Regions from separate parts of the Homo sapiens genome. Here region 1 is linked to region 2. A link is an interaction called in ENCODE POLR2A ChIA-PET data of the cell type or tissue named here. Cell type or tissue: B cell. All regions are shown on one strand. Each heading gives the region's core, and the rest is flanking DNA. Links, peaks and the distances in the headings are about the cores only.

Region 1 (8,845 bases), core at 846-8,845, 94 kb after region 2:
TGAGCATTCTACTGCCTATCGTTTTCTCAGCTACAACTCTGCAGAATGCCTTCATCCTCCCCCATCTTCTGTGCCATATTTTCATGGAGAAAGGACTGAAACCAGGGAAAGCCAGCATGCAAGTCCCTTCCTTTTGGATTACGCTCAAGGTGCTTACGGGGTGAAGAAAGACCATTGTCTTTGCTCATTCTGTCTCTCACTGCTGCAAGAACAGCAGCAGAATGATTGGCAGTATCACCCACAGCAGCACCAACAGCCTCAGAATTACTCAGAGGGGATGATGTTGCAGGAACAGCTGCCAATGGACTCGGGTCCTTGGGATCTAGAGAAGCAGTGGCCCTCGGCTCAGTCACAGCTGCAGAGTCAACTGCCTCAGAATAATGGAAAGCCGTTGTGCTCTCAACTGCAGCACGTGCCTCCCCAAATAGCTGCCAACTCACCCCTGCTGCCTCTGGGGCAAGATATGCAGGTAGGGGCTTCAAGCAACTCAGGACTCAAATGCAGCAGTTTTAGGTTGAGGGGTCTACACGGGCCTGCCACAGGAACCCAAGGATGCAGCTTTGCAAAGTATTGCTAAGTATCACAGAACCATAGCCACAGGTCAAGCCCACAGTAACCCACACAGCAGGCCAAAGCAAAGCCGTCTCCAGAAGCCTCCACATAAAAAATAAAAATAAAAATAAGTAAATAAATAAATAAAAATAAATTTTTTTAAAAAAGCCAGATGAGGTGAGGTTGTTTGAGCCTAAGGGTTCATGACGAGAGCCTGGGCAACGTGGTGAGACCCCATCTCTAAAAAAAAAAAAAAACTTTTAAAAAAAATTAGCTGTGTGTGATAGTGAGCTCCTGTGGTACCAGCTACTCAGGAAGCTGGTTCAGGAGGATCACTTGAGCCCAGGAGTTCAAGACCAGCCTGGGAAACATTTCTCAAAAAAAAAAAAAAAAAAACATTTAAGCCAGGCACAATGGCATGTGCCTGTAGTCCCATTTAACTGGGAGGCTGAGATGGAAGTATCACTTGAGCCCGGGAGGTGGAGGCTGCAGTGAGCTGTGATGGTTCCACTATATTCCGGCCTGAGTGACTGAGTGAGATCCTGTCTCAAAAAAAAAGTCTTCAGGAAAGCCCCATGAGCTGTTGGTTCCTTCTTGTAGAGAAGCAGTGTCCACATGCATTATAGCTCCTGAGCTCCTGACCATATACTTTATGGTGGCCTGCAGAAGCTTGACTCCACAGAGTATGGATTGAAAAACCAACAAATGCTGGGCGGGGTGGCTTAGCTGGGTGTGGTGGCTCACACCTGTAATCCTAGCACTTTGGGAGGCCAAGGCAGGTGGATCACATGAGATCAGGAGACTAACCTGGTCAACATGTCAAAACCTGGTCTCCACAAAAAATTCAAAAAATTAGCCAAGCATAGTGGTGTGCGTCTGTGGTCCCAGCTACTCGGAGGCTGAGGCACACAAATGGCTGAACCCAGGAGGAAGAGGCTGCAGTGAGCCAAGATCGCACCACTGCACTCCAGCCTAGGCAACAGAGTGAGACTCTGTCTTAAAAAAAAAAGAAAAAAATATATATATACATAACAAAATAATCATATATATGGAGGGAAAGAGCATGTAAAGGTAATTATGTCATTATAAAAAACACTATAAATGCACTTTTTTCTCAACTGATTTTTTGAAAACTGCATAAAAGTATGTGTATATAATGTATAAGTTGATCCTGTAACACAGAAGTTTAATGTATGTATTTTGACAATAACAGAAGGAGGTACATGATCACAGATGCTAATAAAAATGGTCATAGCTGCTGAAGTAATCCTTATAATAATGTATTGTTGGATTTGTAATATTAATAGATGTAATATATATACCCCAAAACCAGGAGAAAGAGAAATAGTCATATAGGAGTAACATCTATGTATATTTCACTGGACTTAAGCTAATATAAATCTGAAACTAATTCTGATCAGATGTGTATGGCAAACCCTAGAGATGTGTATGGCATGTGTATGGCCCTAGATGTGTATGGCAAAACTTCTAATCACTCAAAATATACAGCAAAAATTAAAGAAAATGTTGGCCAGGCATAGTGGCTTATGCCTGTCATCCCAGCACTTTGAGAGGCCAAGGCAGGGACAACACTTGAGCCCAGGAGTTTGAGGCTGCAGTGAGCTATGATAGTGCCACTGCATTCCAGCCTGGGTGACAGAGAGATACCCTGTCTCTAAAAAAGAAAAATAAAATGCTATTTAATATATTAGAAACTACTCATTAAATGCAAAAGAAATCAGTAAATATCATGCTGGCCATCTTTTCAAATACTCCACTTACAATGGTCCCAGCATAATTGGGGTGGCCCCCAAAGCTGAGGATTGGGTCTTCCCACAGTTCTGCAGGACCAGGTGACACGACAGTGAACAACCACACCATCAAGACTGTCTCAGCCTTCTGCACCAATCCTGAACCCCATTCCTGCAGACCCTGGGCCAGGACCTAAACCAAAGCTGCAGCTCGCTGGGGCAACATTGATTGCCCAAGGTGAGGACTAAGCACAGATAGCCTAGTGGCCCTGGTGCAGAACCAGGATTGGCTGCTGAATTCTGAAAACCAGGACTTGGTTCAACATTTACATTTGATAGATGCCTTGATTCCCATTTTGTGTTTGTGAAAAGTGTATGTGTTTACTTTTGCTGTAAAACATAATCACTAATAATATGCAATAAATATTTTCTTGAAGGAAAAAAAAAGAGGAGAACAAGCATTTGAGTACAAATGATGATTCCAGGATGCACTGTAGGGAAGTGGGAATGAGATAAGAGAAGGAAGCCTATGCAGGATGCATTCATAAGTAGATTCCCACTGTGGGCAACTATGTTTACTACTACTGGGGACCTCTAAAAGATGGCATGGAAACCATTATCCCACTCGAAGGATAACTTTCAAATATCCAGTTGTATAACTTCTCTGGTCCGCAGGGAAGCTGGGTAGGCACCCTCGAATTCCCATACAGGGGCATTAACTCCATAGCACTTCAAGCAGAGAGCCTCAAGCAGGTGCTTATTGCAGGATTCCTGATAGTGGCACATGCTAGAGAATGATGTGTGCCCAGGGAATATGGATGAGGTCCTGACACCTTCTGCTACCCACCTGCTGGTCCCTGATTGGTTTCTCTCCCCTTTGGCTTTCAGCAGTTCAGCTTATTTTGCCACTTCTCACAGTCCTTGATGCAGTTCTTCTCTTTGCTCCATCCAGAAGAACTAGTATCTTTCCAATGGCCTATTCATTCTAAAATGGAACCACTTTATTGGTTGTAATTAACAACAACTGTTAGTTCCTTTGTGGTTTTTATACCTAAAAAGTTTTGCATATACAATCAAAACACTTATTGACGAGACTCGAATACAAAGTTATATTTATTTTCAACAATGAAAACAACACAACAAAGTGGAGTCAATCCACTAATTTTTTAAATCTAACACAATGCTTAGCACAAACAATACTCAATAAATAACACATTAACCAAGTAACATTATTCTTAACACTCTCTAGAGTTGTGTGCGCGTTTTAAGGAAAACTGAGGGGTAGGTAAAGAAAGACATCCGGCAGACTTGACTGAGAAGGGCTCCAAAAAAAGAACAGCCAAAGAGCAGGGTACCCAAATACTAAGTTAGCAAAATGAATACAGCATTTTCAAAGCAGTCTAGAAATCAGAGCTCACTGGGGGAAATGACAAGGGTTTGGGGATAATCCGTGTTCAAGGCCTCATAATTAAATCTTCTCCTATTTCTAGATTCTTTATTTGGAATCTATCCCAATCTAAAGGAGCTTCTGCCAAAGGACAGGAGATTACTTATGCTGCCTGAAATGGCCTATGCCTCCTAAATTTCCTTTCACTTTGTCACTACTATAGCAAGGGTTCCATTCCAACAATGGATTACTACTATGTAGACCAACTCCTGTCTGATTTAGATCTTCCTTTCATAAACACATTGATACTTGTTCAAGGACAGCTGTAAATACATCCAATTTCTTTTCTTTTTATCCCCCTCTACAACTCTGCTTGGCTACAAAAATCTAGGACTCACAGAGCAACAGCAGCGATGGTCAGAAAATAAGTGCCAGTTCCAATGCAAGAACTCTCTAAAGTTCATTGGTCACAATTTTTTTTAACCACCTCACCTACCATGACTTTTTTCTTTTCTCATTATCTTGCCAATTATTTCTTTCGAAATTCAATCCTCCGAGCTACATTCTGAGCACCAAATTTTTTGACCAATGCCTCTCTGGTATCCTCATCATCTTTTTGCAAATCTATGTCATCTTGTCGGGACCAAATGGGATATCCATCAGCTCTCTGACCAGACGCTAAGAAGGCGGAAGTAGCCTCCAGCTCACCACTATTTTTTAGGAAGGCCTGTGTAACTGTTGATAGATCCAAGTTAAACTTCTCCATTAACTGCCGAATGATCTTAATGGCAGCTCCCACCTCTGGTTGAGAAACTTTTTCTTCTTCTTCTTCTTCCTCCTCATCAGGCTGTGTTTCTGAGTCTTCCTCAGGTGTGGGTGGATCATCATCACACATAGTTATATGTATTTCAAAATCAGGAGGGCTCTCATCCACCTAGACAGAATGATGAGTAAAACCAGCTCCTAATCACCAAGTCTTGATTTCTTACAATATCTGGTCTCTTCCAACTATCACCCCCTTGCCCTCTGCATTCCAATCACACTGGACTTCCTTCAGTTCCTCTTAATATGCTGTGTTCCTTCTTACATTTATTCATGTCAGATGTGTATGTATATGTACACGCGTGTGTGTGTGCGCGTGTGTGTGTGCACGTGTGTGTGAGGGGTAGGGGGAGTATATGTGTATATGTGTGTATAATTGACTATAGTATTCCAATAGAATATTAGAAGCTACATTGAATATGAAAAATATATGTATATATAAAGAGAGAGACACATATATGTGCACACATGTTCATTAGATTTGTTAAATGTTTGACTTCACTCTCAAGACTGTAAGCTCCTAAGGGCAGGAATTGTATGTTTTGTTCATCACCACATCTCCAATACCCACCAATGCCTATACATAGTAAGTACTCAAAAAGCACTGCTGTATGAATGTATTAGGGCTTCCAAGCTATACTGGTTAGACAGATTACAAAGCATGCTATATGAGAAGAGGCCTAGGTAGGTCATGTTTGAGAGCTGAGTGTTTGAAGTTTATGAAAAATGAACCAAATATCAAATAATAAAACAGACTACAAAAGGCAACAATCCCTAAATCCTGCCAATTCCTGTGCATCCCTTCAATTCCTGTGCATCCCTTCACTCACCAATTACAGAAGCTTTAAATTATTTCCCTTGTTTGGACTGAAGCCTAACCATTTTTCTTTGTTAATATGAATTTTCTTTGTTAGTTCACAAGACGCTTTATCATGGAAAAATATATACATATAATTTGGACCTTTAAAAAACTTATCATTATTGTATGGCTCCTGTCTTTCTCTGTAGCTATTATTAAATATCAGATTCTAACAGAGTAATATAAGCTAGACTGAATATGGAAGAGCTAAAACATTTTTAAAAAGCTCAAAGTACACAAAAAGCTAAATTTGCTTGATAAAAAAAATTACTATAAGTAGCTGGGCATGATGGCACATGCCTGTAATCCCAGTTACCCAGGAGGCTGAGGCAGAAGAATTGCTGGAACCTGGGAGGTGGAGGCTACAGTGAGCTGAGATGGCACCACTGCACTCCAGCCTGGGTGACAGAGTGAGACTCCACCTCAAAAAAATACAAAAAGCGGTGGCTCACGCCTGTAATCCCAGCACTTTGGGAGGCCAAGGCGGGCGGATCACGAGGTCAGGAGATCGAGGCCATCCTGGCTAACACAGTGAAACCCCGTCTCTACTAAAAATACAAATAATTAGCCAGGCATGGTGGTGGGCGCCTGTAGTCCCAGCTACTCGGGAGGCTGAGGCAGGAGAATGGTGTGAACCCAGGAGGCGGAGCTTGCAGTGAGCCAAGATCGCACCACTGCACTCCAGCCTGGGCGACAGAGCCAGACTCTGGCTCAAAAAAATAGAAAAAACAATTACTATAAACTTTTTGAAAAATATATTGACATTAAAGTACTCAAAGTGGGATGCTTTATACTGTTTATACAACTGTCCCTATTCTACCCAATTTTTCTCCCTTTCCCCCTCAACTTGTCCTGCCAAAAACTAAAAGCTTTGTGAAGCAAAAGCTTCAGGGCAACATGTCTGAAGCCCAGATCAGTCCCATTTTCCATTTTCCCTTTCCATCTTGAACTCCTCTCTCACTTTCCTGAGCCCCAGGTAGATGAAAAAGGTGTACAGGATAACCAGTTTCAAAGAAGAATGAAGGTAGGGAAAAAAATAATGAGTAAATCTAGTTAACATACCACAACCTCCTCAAACTCCCGGGTGGCTTCCACAAGCATCTTTTTGACTGCTTCTTCATTCTCCTGGATTTCTTCCTTCACATACTCTTCTTCAGGCAAATCTGGAGTTCTCTTATTCTGTGGTTCTGTTAAAGAGAAGAACAGCACAGATTAGCAATAGCCTCTTTTACATAAACCAAAAATATATTTGCTGTGTGAGCTCTGGGCCAGGAGTGAGCCTGCACTTTTTTTTTTTTTTTTTTTTTTTTTACTATCAGAAGACATCTGTTCTTGATTCAGAAGGGTAAAAAAAGCCTAGGACGTGCTCATTCACCCATTTCTATGCTTGCTTCTGAAAAGATGTACTATCCAAACAATGATACATTCTTAAACTCTGACATATAAAAATGCTCAAGTTTAATTCATTTTTTGCTTTGTAGTTACAGACTTTGCAAATTAATAAAAATGTGTCATAAATTGGGTTCCTTGGGAAGCAAATTCTGAGATGGAGATGGAAATTTAAAGAATTGGGAAGTGATTTTGGGAAAACCTTTGTGGAAGAGCAGGAGTGGGCAGAGAGAGAAGCTGACTTATCAAAGAGTTTCAACAAGACCTCAGCCAAAACCATGGGCAACTCTGGAGCTAGGAAGGCCCTTCAGAACTGACCAAGCTGGGGCCAAGGAGCAGACTTTGTAACTCTGCAAATATCAGTCACTGGATGGTGGCAGCCCTAAGAAGACAGGAGTTTGGGCAAGGCAGCTCTCCTAGCAGCCAAAGGCAGATCTGGGCCACGTACCACAATCCACCAATATACCATCTACAAAAAGGAGGGCCTCCTAAATTTAAACATCCTGTTCCTTTCCTTTACATTTTGTTCTCTGAAGATTTAACTCTGCTCCTTTTCTACTTACTAAAACATACTACAAAGGGGCAGCAAGAGGGAGTTTTTCGTGATGGAATTGTTCTAAATCCCAATGTGGGTGCTGGTTACAAAAATTTACCTATGTTAAAACACATATAACTGGAAAAGAGTACAGCAGTTCCTCAAAAAATTCAATATAATTTCATGATGACAACCCACAAGGAAAAAGAAAAAATTAAACATAAAATTACCATATGATCCAGCAATTGCATTTCTAGGCATATACCTAAAATAATGGAAAGCAGGGTCTCAAACAGATACTAGTTATACCCATGTTCACAGCAGCATTATTCAAAATAAACAAAAGATGGAAATAAGCCAAATGTCAATTGATACATTAATGGAAAAACAAAATGTAGTATATACATACAATGGAATATTATTCACCTTTAAAAAGGAATCAAATTCTGACACATGCTACAATATGGATGAACTTTGAAGATATTATGTAAAGTGAAATAAGCCAGACACAAAAGGGCAAATATTACATGATTCTACTTGTATGAGGTATCTAGAAATATTGAATTCATAGAAACAGAAGGCGGAATGGTTGTTTCCAGGGGCTAAGAGGAGGGAGAAATGGGGAATTAGTGTTTAATAGGCATGTTTCTGACCCCTAGAAGCAGAAAATAATAAAAGGCATGGAGTTTCAGTTTTAGAAAATGAGTAAGTTCTAGATACAGATGGTGGTGACAGTTGCCCAACAATGTGAATGCACTTAATAATGCCACTGAACAGAACACTTAAAAAACTATCTGAACTGTAAATTTTACGGTATATACATTTTACCACAATAAAAAATAAAGTTTTTAAAATGCATATAATTTTACACCATAAAAAGTTAATTTTACTGTATGTATTTAATAAAATTCTTAAATAGTAACTAAAAGAGGCTTATCTTTGAGAGATACATGCTAAAATAGATAAAATGATATGATGTCTGGCATTTGCTTCAAAACAGTCCAGGAAGTTGGGATGAAAAGTATAGATTTAAAAAATGCCATGAACTAAAATCAGGTGAAGGTGGGTGATGGGTATATGCAGTATAGTTCATTATACTATTCTGTATTTGTAAATGCTTGGAATTCTCCATAATAAAAAGTAAATTACTGTTCATTCACATAATGAAATACAGTGCAATCAATTAGAAAAGAATGAGGAAAAGCTTTGTGCAGACACACAAACACTTCAAGATAAATAATTAAGTTTAAAAAAAGTAAACCACAGATTAAGTTGATGTCTAGTGTGCTAGTATTACTATGAGCAAAGGGGACATGCAACAGACAAGAGACGGTAATAGAGGCTGCCCCTAGGAAAGGACCCAGGGAAAAGGGTATGTAAATAGGGAGACTGCCTTTTCAGTATGTACCCATTTGTACTCTGAGTATATCTACGGGATAAATTCCTAGAACAAAACTGCCATGTTTAAGGGAATATACGTTATAAATGTCATCAGATATTGTCAAAATGCCCCCCAAAGAAATTGTATCAATTTCTATTAACAACGTAGG
Region 2 (9,030 bases), core at 742-8,741:
AAAAAAAGATAGATGGTTGGGTAGCAAATCGCTTGCTGAACCACAGTTGAGCAGCAAAGAGCTTAAGGGTTTTTGTGTTTAAGAAAAGGCCTCTGAACCCCAGGGATCGAGGCCATTTGACTGGTTTGGGTAATTCCTAGTGACGAGGCCGCCATGCAGAGGCATTTATCAGCTCTTGCCTGATTGTGTTTGCAAATATTTGTGAGGCACCCAATGCCTGAAGCACAGAGTGTCATATAAACTTACGCAATGTTTTGTTTATCCCAGTTAACTTCCCATATGGTTAATCTCTACTACAGGAATTACATTCAAACATGAGGAAGCTGGCTTTCAAACAAGCTCTGAATCACACAACTTGGAGAAGTGGTTGACAGCTCAGGTGCGGAGCCAGATGCCTGGGAACTAGTCTCATTCTGCACCTTACCTGCTGTGTACCTTGGACCTGTTACCTAATTAACATTTGGGTTCCTTGACTTTCTCATCTCTAAAATAAATGAAAGTCGTACAGGCTAAATGAAATGAATTCATTTTAAACTCTTAGCACATGTTAAACCCTGTGTGATTTGCTGTTTTTAGCATCATATTCTTTTTTATTGATTGATTGATATGGAGTTTCGCTCTTGTTGCCCAGGTGAGAGTGCAATGCCGCAATCTCGGCTCACTGCAACCTTTGGCTCACTGCAACCTCCGCCTCCTGGGTTCAAGTGATTCTCCTGCCTCAGCCTCCCAAGTAGCTGGAATTACAGGCATGCACCACCACAGCTGGCTAATTTTGTATTTTTTAGTGGAGACGGGGTTTCTCCAGGTTGGTCAGGCTGGTCTTGAACTCCCGACCTCAGGTGATCCTTCCACCTCGGCCTCCCAAAGTGCTGGGATTACAGGCATGAGCCACCACGCCCAGCCAGCATCATATTCTAAGGTGATGATAAACTTGGCATTGAATCCAGGACCTCTGCTCCCACATCTTTTTCACTTTCCATGATCTGAAAATTTGCTGTTCTTTAAGCTGTGTTCACCTGGTACACTGTTTGGAAACATGGAGATTATGAGGGACTTTCATGGTGAGAAATTGTAAATATCATTCGCTTGAAGAAGGGTCCCTAGTGATTGTGAGTATGCATCTGCTTTGACCAGTTGTGTGCAGGTTGGAAGCATAGACCATGCCTTTCAAGGGGCAGATCCAAGCCCCAGTGGGCACAGGGGAAGGGAAGGGCTCAGCGGGAAGTCTTGAACGCCAGATGGCAAAAACACCCCCAGGGCTCTGGAAAATTAAGGGTAAAGGGGCATTTCAGGCTCACTGTGAGTGATAAAGAAATGCAGGCAAAGTCACTAATTCGTGCAACCCCAATTAGAACGCCAAGGGCATACTTTCTGGGTATTGGCAAAACGTGGAGCTCACTGTCAGAATAAATGGGAGGGTATAATTAAGGGAATGTTGGAAATAAAGAAAAATTCAGGGCTTCTCTGGAATAACAGCTGAAACCCAGTGAGTGCTCAAATCCAGTAACTCATGTCACCACCGTCTGAGTATCATATAATGCCATCATTTGACTCTGAGCCTCTTTTAGTGTTCAGAATGCAGTGATTTTTTCTGCCTCACAACTGGCCATGGGAATGCTGCAGAACTTTACAGAGACAACTCACTGCTCGGTGTGGGAACTTGATAGGATTATAATTTTCAGATGATGCTCTGTAACTGTAGATTTTTTCGATGTGACTTATTTGTGCTTCCATATTATTACATTCGTAGAGAGTAGCAGAGTGACAGTATTTTGTGGTTGCTAAGAAGTCCATGAAAAGAGTCCAGAAACAGAATTTTATTTTGTCTTTCTTCTAAAATGATTTAGACTTTCTTCCCTCTTCTGCTATGTATCATGGCTAGTATTTCAGTAGGGACAGGATTTTGGTTGACTCCCTTTAACAAGGCCCTATAACAAGAACCTTAGAAAGAATTTTACATGAGTAGTTTCACAACTAGAAAGATTTGGAATGCATGGCTCTGTTCATTCATTGCGATTCACCTTAGGATTGAGGTGAAATTAGCACCTAGATTACAGTGGGATTGGAAGTCAAGAAAGGAAGCTTGTTCAGTGAAAACTACATACTATTGTAGCCATTCCTGGTGCATTTGGCTCCAATTCGAGGCTACGAAGCTGCAGCCTAGAGGTCACTTTGAACTTGCGCATAGCAGTGCTGAATCTGCAACTGCCCCAGTGTGTCCCGCATGCATACACACGGTGCTCCTATGGACCTTACTCAGCAGTGGCTCTTGATCAGCACATTATGGATCCATGCCCCACACACCATGAACACACCCCACAGTGCCATGTTTCCCATCCGGTTGGGCCTGAGGAGGGCTGCAGCCCCTGTTGTAGTTTGGAGAGGATCTTCCTTCTTGATGGCCCGCTAGTCGGTGTTGAAGTCCTCCAAGCTGCAGCTCCTAAGGGACAACAGTGTAGATGAGCCATGTAGACACCTCTGAATGTTGAAACTTGGTGTATTAGTCAGGGTTCTTCAGAGAGACTGAACCAGTAGGGTGGATGGATGGATGGATTGATTGAGGAGAGAGAGGATATTTGTTAGGGCAATTGGGTAATATGATTATGGAGGCTGAGAAATCCCATGACAGGTCGTCTGTAAGCTGGGGACCCTGGAATACTCCAGGAAGCTCAGTCCAAGCCCAAAGGCCTCAGAACCAGAGAAGCTAATGGTGTAGCTCTCAGTCCAAAGCCAAAGACCTGAGAACCCATGGCGTCACTGGCATAAGTCCTGGAGTTCAAAGGCTGGGGAGCCTGGAGTTCAGATATCTGAGGCAGGAAAGGAAATAAAATAAGTGGAGAGAGAGATCAACTCTTCTTTTCTCTGTTTTTGGTCTACTGGGGTCCCCATCCTATTGGATGGTGCCTGCCTACACTGAGGGCAAGTCTTCCCCCACTTAATTCACTCAGACACATATGCTAATCTCTTCTGGAAACACCCTCACTTTAGGTATTCCTTCATCCAGTCAAGTTGACACCTAAAATTAACCATCACACACTAGGGATGGAGGACATGGCTTTGCGGCCTCACAACCTTTTTTCTAAGGAGGCCTGGTCCCTTATATTGGGAAATGAACTTTAGAAACCAACAAGCGAGTACCAGCTGTGCTCATTACTACTGAGGTGTCATTGTTTCCAGAACTTTTTAATAGACAAAGCTATTAAATAAACACACACACACACACACACACACATATACACACATTATGAATTCGTACTAATAACCCTAATTCCAGTCAATACCCTGGGACTGGTGCTCTCTTCCCTCTTTCATATCTGTATCTTCTTTTTCCAATAAAGGGGCCCTATTTCCCAACAACTGGAATATATTTAATCATGCACTAATTTATATAATACATATAAAAGACATTTCAGTGGCTCACATCTGTAATACCAGCACTTTGGGAGGCCAAGGTGGGCAGATCACAACGTCAGGAGTTTGAGACCAGCCTGGCCAACATTGTGAAACCCCGTCTCTACTAAAAATACAAAAATTAGCCAGGCATGGTGGCGGGCACCTGTAATCCCACCTATTTGGGAGGCTGATGCAGGAGAATCGCTTGAACCCACGAGGTGGAGGTTGCAGTGAGCCGAGATCATGCCATTGTACTCCAGCCTGAGCGACAAAAGTAAGACTTAATCTCAAAAAACAAAAACAAAACAAAAAAAACACTTCAGAATTGCTACATTCATACCCCTTCAAAAAACACATCTATCAAGTGTCCTTAGGAATTCTTGAGGTTTTTTTTTTTTTTCATTCAAGAAACATTAATGATTTACCAAGAACCAGGCGCTGTAAGAGGTGTCTGCTTTATCTCATGACACTCAGGTAAACACTGAAGTCATTATTTTTATTGCACAGATAGGAAAGCAGGCTGGGAGAGGTGAAATTAAGTCCTGTGGCCCTGAGTAGGCAGTAACAGCATTCATAATGTCAGACTCAGATCTCGTAACTGTAAATAGCATCCTCACCACTCTTCCCCGGCTGCCCTCTCTGTTAGCTTCCCAGCAGGGGCTTCAGAAAGCTGAAGGAAAGCAGCCTCAAATTGGACTTCATAAAAGGCTGCATTGTGATGGTTTTCTTAGAAGCCAGGGTTTGGCTTTACAGTGTTAGAAATTCAATATCTGACCATTCCACTTGTCCAGGGTGACCAAATGCTAGAAACAGTCATTCTTCCTCTGTTGTAGCCAGGTGCACGCATATCAAAGATTAGGCACCAGAAAATGAACATTAATTACCAAAGTGTGGCTTGCAGGGCACAAGACCCAAACAAAAAAAAGGTTGGTTGATCTTGAGGAATGTGGGATCTGGACTATTCTGGAGCCTGTTGGTTGATTCCTGTTGCCCAAGAAAAACCCTCTCCAATAACTTTTCAATAACTAGACACTTACTTACAATGGTCAGGTTTCATCTCTGCCTGCCTGAGACAGCTCCAGAGGACACACCACACCAAATTCTGTTCTTTGTCTACTCCTCCTTTTATTACCAGGGCAGCCCTGGAGATATAGCTGAGAAAGCTTATTATTTTCTTAAACAATAGATAGCTAAGAAAGCTCATTATTTTTTCTTAAACATGTTTTTTTTTTCTATTCTCTTTATTTATAGGTGTGTTTGCTTAAAAGAACTCCAGATGCCCCAGGGGGCTGCAGGAGCTTCAGGACCCTTCCCCAGTTACCAAAGGACAATAAATCAGCTCAAGGCTGGGGCAAACTGGAACCAGCAACTGCTTGTTACCTTTAGATCATTAACATGTCCTCATAATACTAAACTCCCCACCCACAGGAGAAAATCACCACCATTTTCTGAATGTACCTGGTATGAAAAGGCATGTTTATGAGATGCACCTTCATGTCTGGGGTTCCTCTCTTCACATGATTACATACCTCCCCACCCCACATCTAACTCCTCACAATTCCCCAGCTTCCCATCTCTAGTGGAGAAGCTGTTTTTATTTTATTGATTGATTGATTGATTGATTGAGACGGAGTCCCACTCTGTCACCCAGACTGGAGTATAGTGGCACACCTCAGCTCACTGCAACCTCCACCTCCCGGGTTCAAGTGACTCTCATGCCTCAGCCTCCCGAGTAGCTGGGATTACAGGCACCCGCCACCACACCTGGTCTGTTTTTTTTTTTTTTTTTTTTTTGGCAGAGAGGGGGTTTCCCCATGTTGGCCAGGCTGGTCTCGAACTCCTGACCTCAGGTGATCCGCTCGCTTCGGCCTCCCAAAGTGCTTGGATTACAAGTGTGAGCCACTGCACCCAGCCGGAGAAGCTGTCTTTAGAGCAAAAGCTCTCTCCTTCTCCATTCTCCAATAGGAATAAAATCTACTTGCCTTTACCCAACCTCTCCCGCAATTGAATGTTCTTTCTTTGCAACAGATACTGAGTAGGGAAAGAACTCAGTTTATCAATGACATTTTCCCTTCCTCTTTCTCCTTTTTGGCCATCCTTCCTCCTTCCCTTTCCTTTTTTTCCTCTTCCTCATTCTTTTTAGATTCCATGGTGGCTATGTCACTTCTGTTTGTATTTGTCCCTTCCAGATTTTTTAAAACAGATTTTTTCCTAATCTTAAATTCTGGAGAGGCTCATTAATACACACTGACTTGTGACACCTGAGAAACATTCTAATTTATGTTAGCGATGAGCAGGGATTTCAAGGGAAGAGAGTGTAACTGCCCAATGGGTTCACCTTGCCTGCTGCCTAGATAGAGCTAATTTATGAAGATGGGGGAATTGCAACAGAGAAAGAGTAATTCACGCACAGCCGGCTGTGTGGGAGACCATAGTTTTATTATTACTCAAATCTGTCTCCCTGAGCTTTGGAGATCAAAATTTTTAAGGATAATTTGGTAGAGGGGCAGGGCACCAGTGAGCTAGGAGTGCTGATTGGTCAGGTCAGAGATGGAATCATAGGCAGTCAAAGCTGTCTTACACTGAGTCAGTTCCCGGGTGGTGGCCACAAAATCAGATGAGCCTGTTTATCGATCTGGGTGATGCCACCTGATGCATCAAGTACAGGGTCTGCAAAATATCTCAAGCGCTTTTCTTGACTGTACAATACTGATGTTATTCCCAAAAGCAACTTGGGAAGGGTCAGAATCTTATAGCCTCCAGCTGCATGACTCCTAAACCATAATTTCTAATATTGTGGCTAATTCGTTAGTCCTACGAAGGCAATCTAGTCCTCAGGCAAGACAGAGGTTTGTTTTGAGAAAGAGCTGTTATCTTCTTTGTTTTAAACTGAGTTTCTCCCAGTGTTAGTTTGGCCTATGCCCAGGAATGAACAAGCACAGCGTGGAGGTTACAAGCAAGATGGAGTTGGTTAGGTCACATCTCTTTTGCTGTCTTAGTTATAATTTTGCAATGGCTGTGTCAAGAGTAGTGTCTCTTGATTGGGTGTCCTCTACTTTTTCTGATCCATATTTCTTATCTTCAGTTAAATGATATCTTTCATTATTCTTGAAGGATATATAATAATTTCTCAGGGAATTCTGGTAGGAGGGGTGAAATTGGTCACTTGTAATTAGAAGTAGTAGTGGGAGAAAGAAGATTGACAGTGGAAGAGGCATGGTACAAATATCTCCTAAATTAGCTCTTGTGAATGGAGAAGGGAATATTTATAATTTCTAGTAAGAGTGTAGCTGAACCCAGATTTGGCCACCCACTGCTGGAAAATTCAGATAACAAGCACCAGGATGGTAAAAAGAATGTGACTTTTATTTCAAAACCTAGCTGAACGGAAGCAGTACAGACTCCTGCCTTAAAGGAACTGCTTCAGCTTTCTGGACAGAAAGCAGGGGCTTTAAAGGGGGATTTGGTGTGAATGGCATGCAGGGTAGGGGACAAGGAGATGCGGGGTCTACATGACTTGCTTTAATGTCTTATCTATCAGATGGTCTGGCTGATGCCATCGTGGGCAGAGCTAGGTTGTAAATTGACCATTGTCTCGAGTCAATCTGCTGGGGGCAGGGGAGAGTCACAGAGAGTGTCTGGTTTGGTTCAACATTTGGTCCTCAGAATTTCTAAGCAAACATATAATTAGATAAACATGCCATGCAGGGAGTGCCTGGTAGAGAGAAGGTAAAGGTTATAATTGCATCCCTAAAGAACTAACAGGTGAACACACAGGGAAAAAGAGAAAACATAAAAATAATTTTTGGGAAAATGGAGGCTGGTCACAGTGGCTCACGCCTGTAATCCCAGGACTTTGGGAGGCTGAGGTGAGGAAATCACCTGAGGTCAGGAGTTCGAAACCAGCCTGGCTAACATGACAAAACCCTGTCTCTACTAAAATACAAAAATTAGCTGGGCATGGTGGCGGGTGCCTGTAATCCCAGCTACTTGAGAGGCTGAGGCAGGAGAATCCCTTGAACCTGGGAGGCAGAGGTTGCAGTGAGCCGAGATCATAGCATTCCACTCCAGCCTGGGTAACAGAGTGAGACTCTGTCTTAAAAAAAAAAAGAAAAGAAAGAAAAGAAAAAAAAGACAGAAAAAGAAAAAGAAAAATTGGGTACTCGGTTACAACTCCTTACTGTCAAATTCCATTCAATTGCTATGGGATTTGGGTGTCATATTCATTTTGACTACTTTCTGCTGAAAGGGGGTATAGCTATAGGGCATCGAAATGGAATCTGCTTGCCTGGAGTTGGAAATATTCTCAAGCTTACAGCAGAATCTTGCTGAAGCATTATGGTGAGGGGACCCAAGGGTTTCTGTGGACATTTGTCTTGCATCCCCATACAGAGTGTATAACAGCAATAAAAGCCACAGAAGCTGGACAGGTCACTGTGCAGAATATAAATTATATAATAGATATAAGTCTTCCTTGCACTAGGAAGCCGACTACATAATAGGGTCCTGATAGGGGGCATCTGTAACAGAAATATAGAAATCTATTGCATGCATAGCTTGAGTTATAATGTGAGAATAATATGGTATTATATATAATACTCAGCCTTAATTAATGCACAAGTACTGCCCTGGGCGGCAGTCAGGCTATCTAAAGCCCTATGACTTAACAACATTATGGGATTAGACATGGCATTAGTTTGCTTGTGCATGTCTTGTAGGACTGAGGATATGTTTCTGGAGTCATCTGGGAAGTACACACAGCATTTAGTCTTAATTATAGTGCACGGTCCCAACTGTAAATTGTACCCTGAGTTCCTGGGGGGATATGACAACAGGTTGATTAAATATACATATTTAACAAGTTATAGGAGAAGTTATAAATATTCATGAAGGTGGTCCTGACACATGTGTATTGAACAAATATAACATATGACTCATGTTTATTTTGGGATTGAGACTTACTATTTAAACGTATTTCTATTAGGCCTTTTATGTCAAAAAGGCTTTTCAGGACATAAAGGCATGCAGGTGTGACTTTTCTGTAAACTAGACAGAACTGGTCCATGGTCAGTGGTCTTTTATCAGGAGAAAGTTACTGACATTAGTTCCTTGTCTAACTAAAGCCGTACTTATGGCTGGAGGAACAGGGGCTGAGAATTAGTCATCTTATTTTAAGGCCAGTACTTATTTGACTGCTAGAGAAGAGAAAGTTTGTGGCAACTGTAAACATAGTTTACTTTTTTAAGGGTAGGAGTGTGTGACTTCCCCTTGCCTAGCATGGTCTTAGGTCTTGTTTATAATGTGGTATTTTATTGTTCTAAAGAGTCTGTTTTGCAGCCTTGTAGTTTTTATTTCAATATTAATGCTAATCAGCTGTGCCTGAATTCAAAAAAGTGAGGGAAGGTTTAGCAAGGAGTGTCTGACCATCCCCCACACCACCATCACTTCTCATCATGGCCTGAACTAGTTTTTCAAGTTTTTTAGGTGGGGAGGTTCCCCTTTGGCCAAGAAGGAGTTAAGGCAAACTAAAAATGGCCTGAGAAGAACTCCATACTTCTATATTTGAGTCCTTGTGAAGGAACTGTAACCTAACTTAATAGTTAGACAAGATTGAAAACCTAACTTAGGAGTATGCAT

Evidence for each region. Peaks named below come from ENCODE experiments on the same cell type or tissue, not always from the same donor. Only the 100,000 strongest peaks of a DNase experiment are listed, where the experiment ranks them.
Region 1: POLR2A ChIA-PET joins it to region 2 with 13 read pairs; 12 of 35 experiments call an interaction of 5 or more read pairs at or near these places.

The regions. Positions count from the first base shown.
Region 1 is chr16:75,651,986-75,660,830 of GRCh38, reverse strand. It overlaps TERF2IP (TERF2 interacting protein), which reads right to left. Exons shown (of 3, transcript NM_018975.4): 2 at 6,434-6,558; 3 at 3,399-4,624. The coding sequence ends at 4,220. It overlaps CPHXL2 (cytoplasmic polyadenylated homeobox like 2), which reads left to right. Exons shown (of 3, transcript NM_001395862.1): 3 at 1-604. The coding sequence ends at 577. Among named protein-coding and RNA genes, the nearest start is that of TERF2IP, 8.6 kb to the right of the region's middle. In B cell, for the core only: no CTCF peak of the experiment used is centred there; no DNase peak of the experiment used is centred there; H3K4me3 peaks cover 214 bases; H3K27ac peaks cover 1,929 bases.
Region 2 is chr16:75,745,584-75,754,613 of GRCh38, reverse strand. No RefSeq gene overlaps it. Among named protein-coding and RNA genes, the nearest start is that of CPHXL, 24 kb to the right of the region's middle. In B cell, for the core only: no CTCF peak of the experiment used is centred there; no DNase peak of the experiment used is centred there; H3K27me3 peaks cover 686 bases.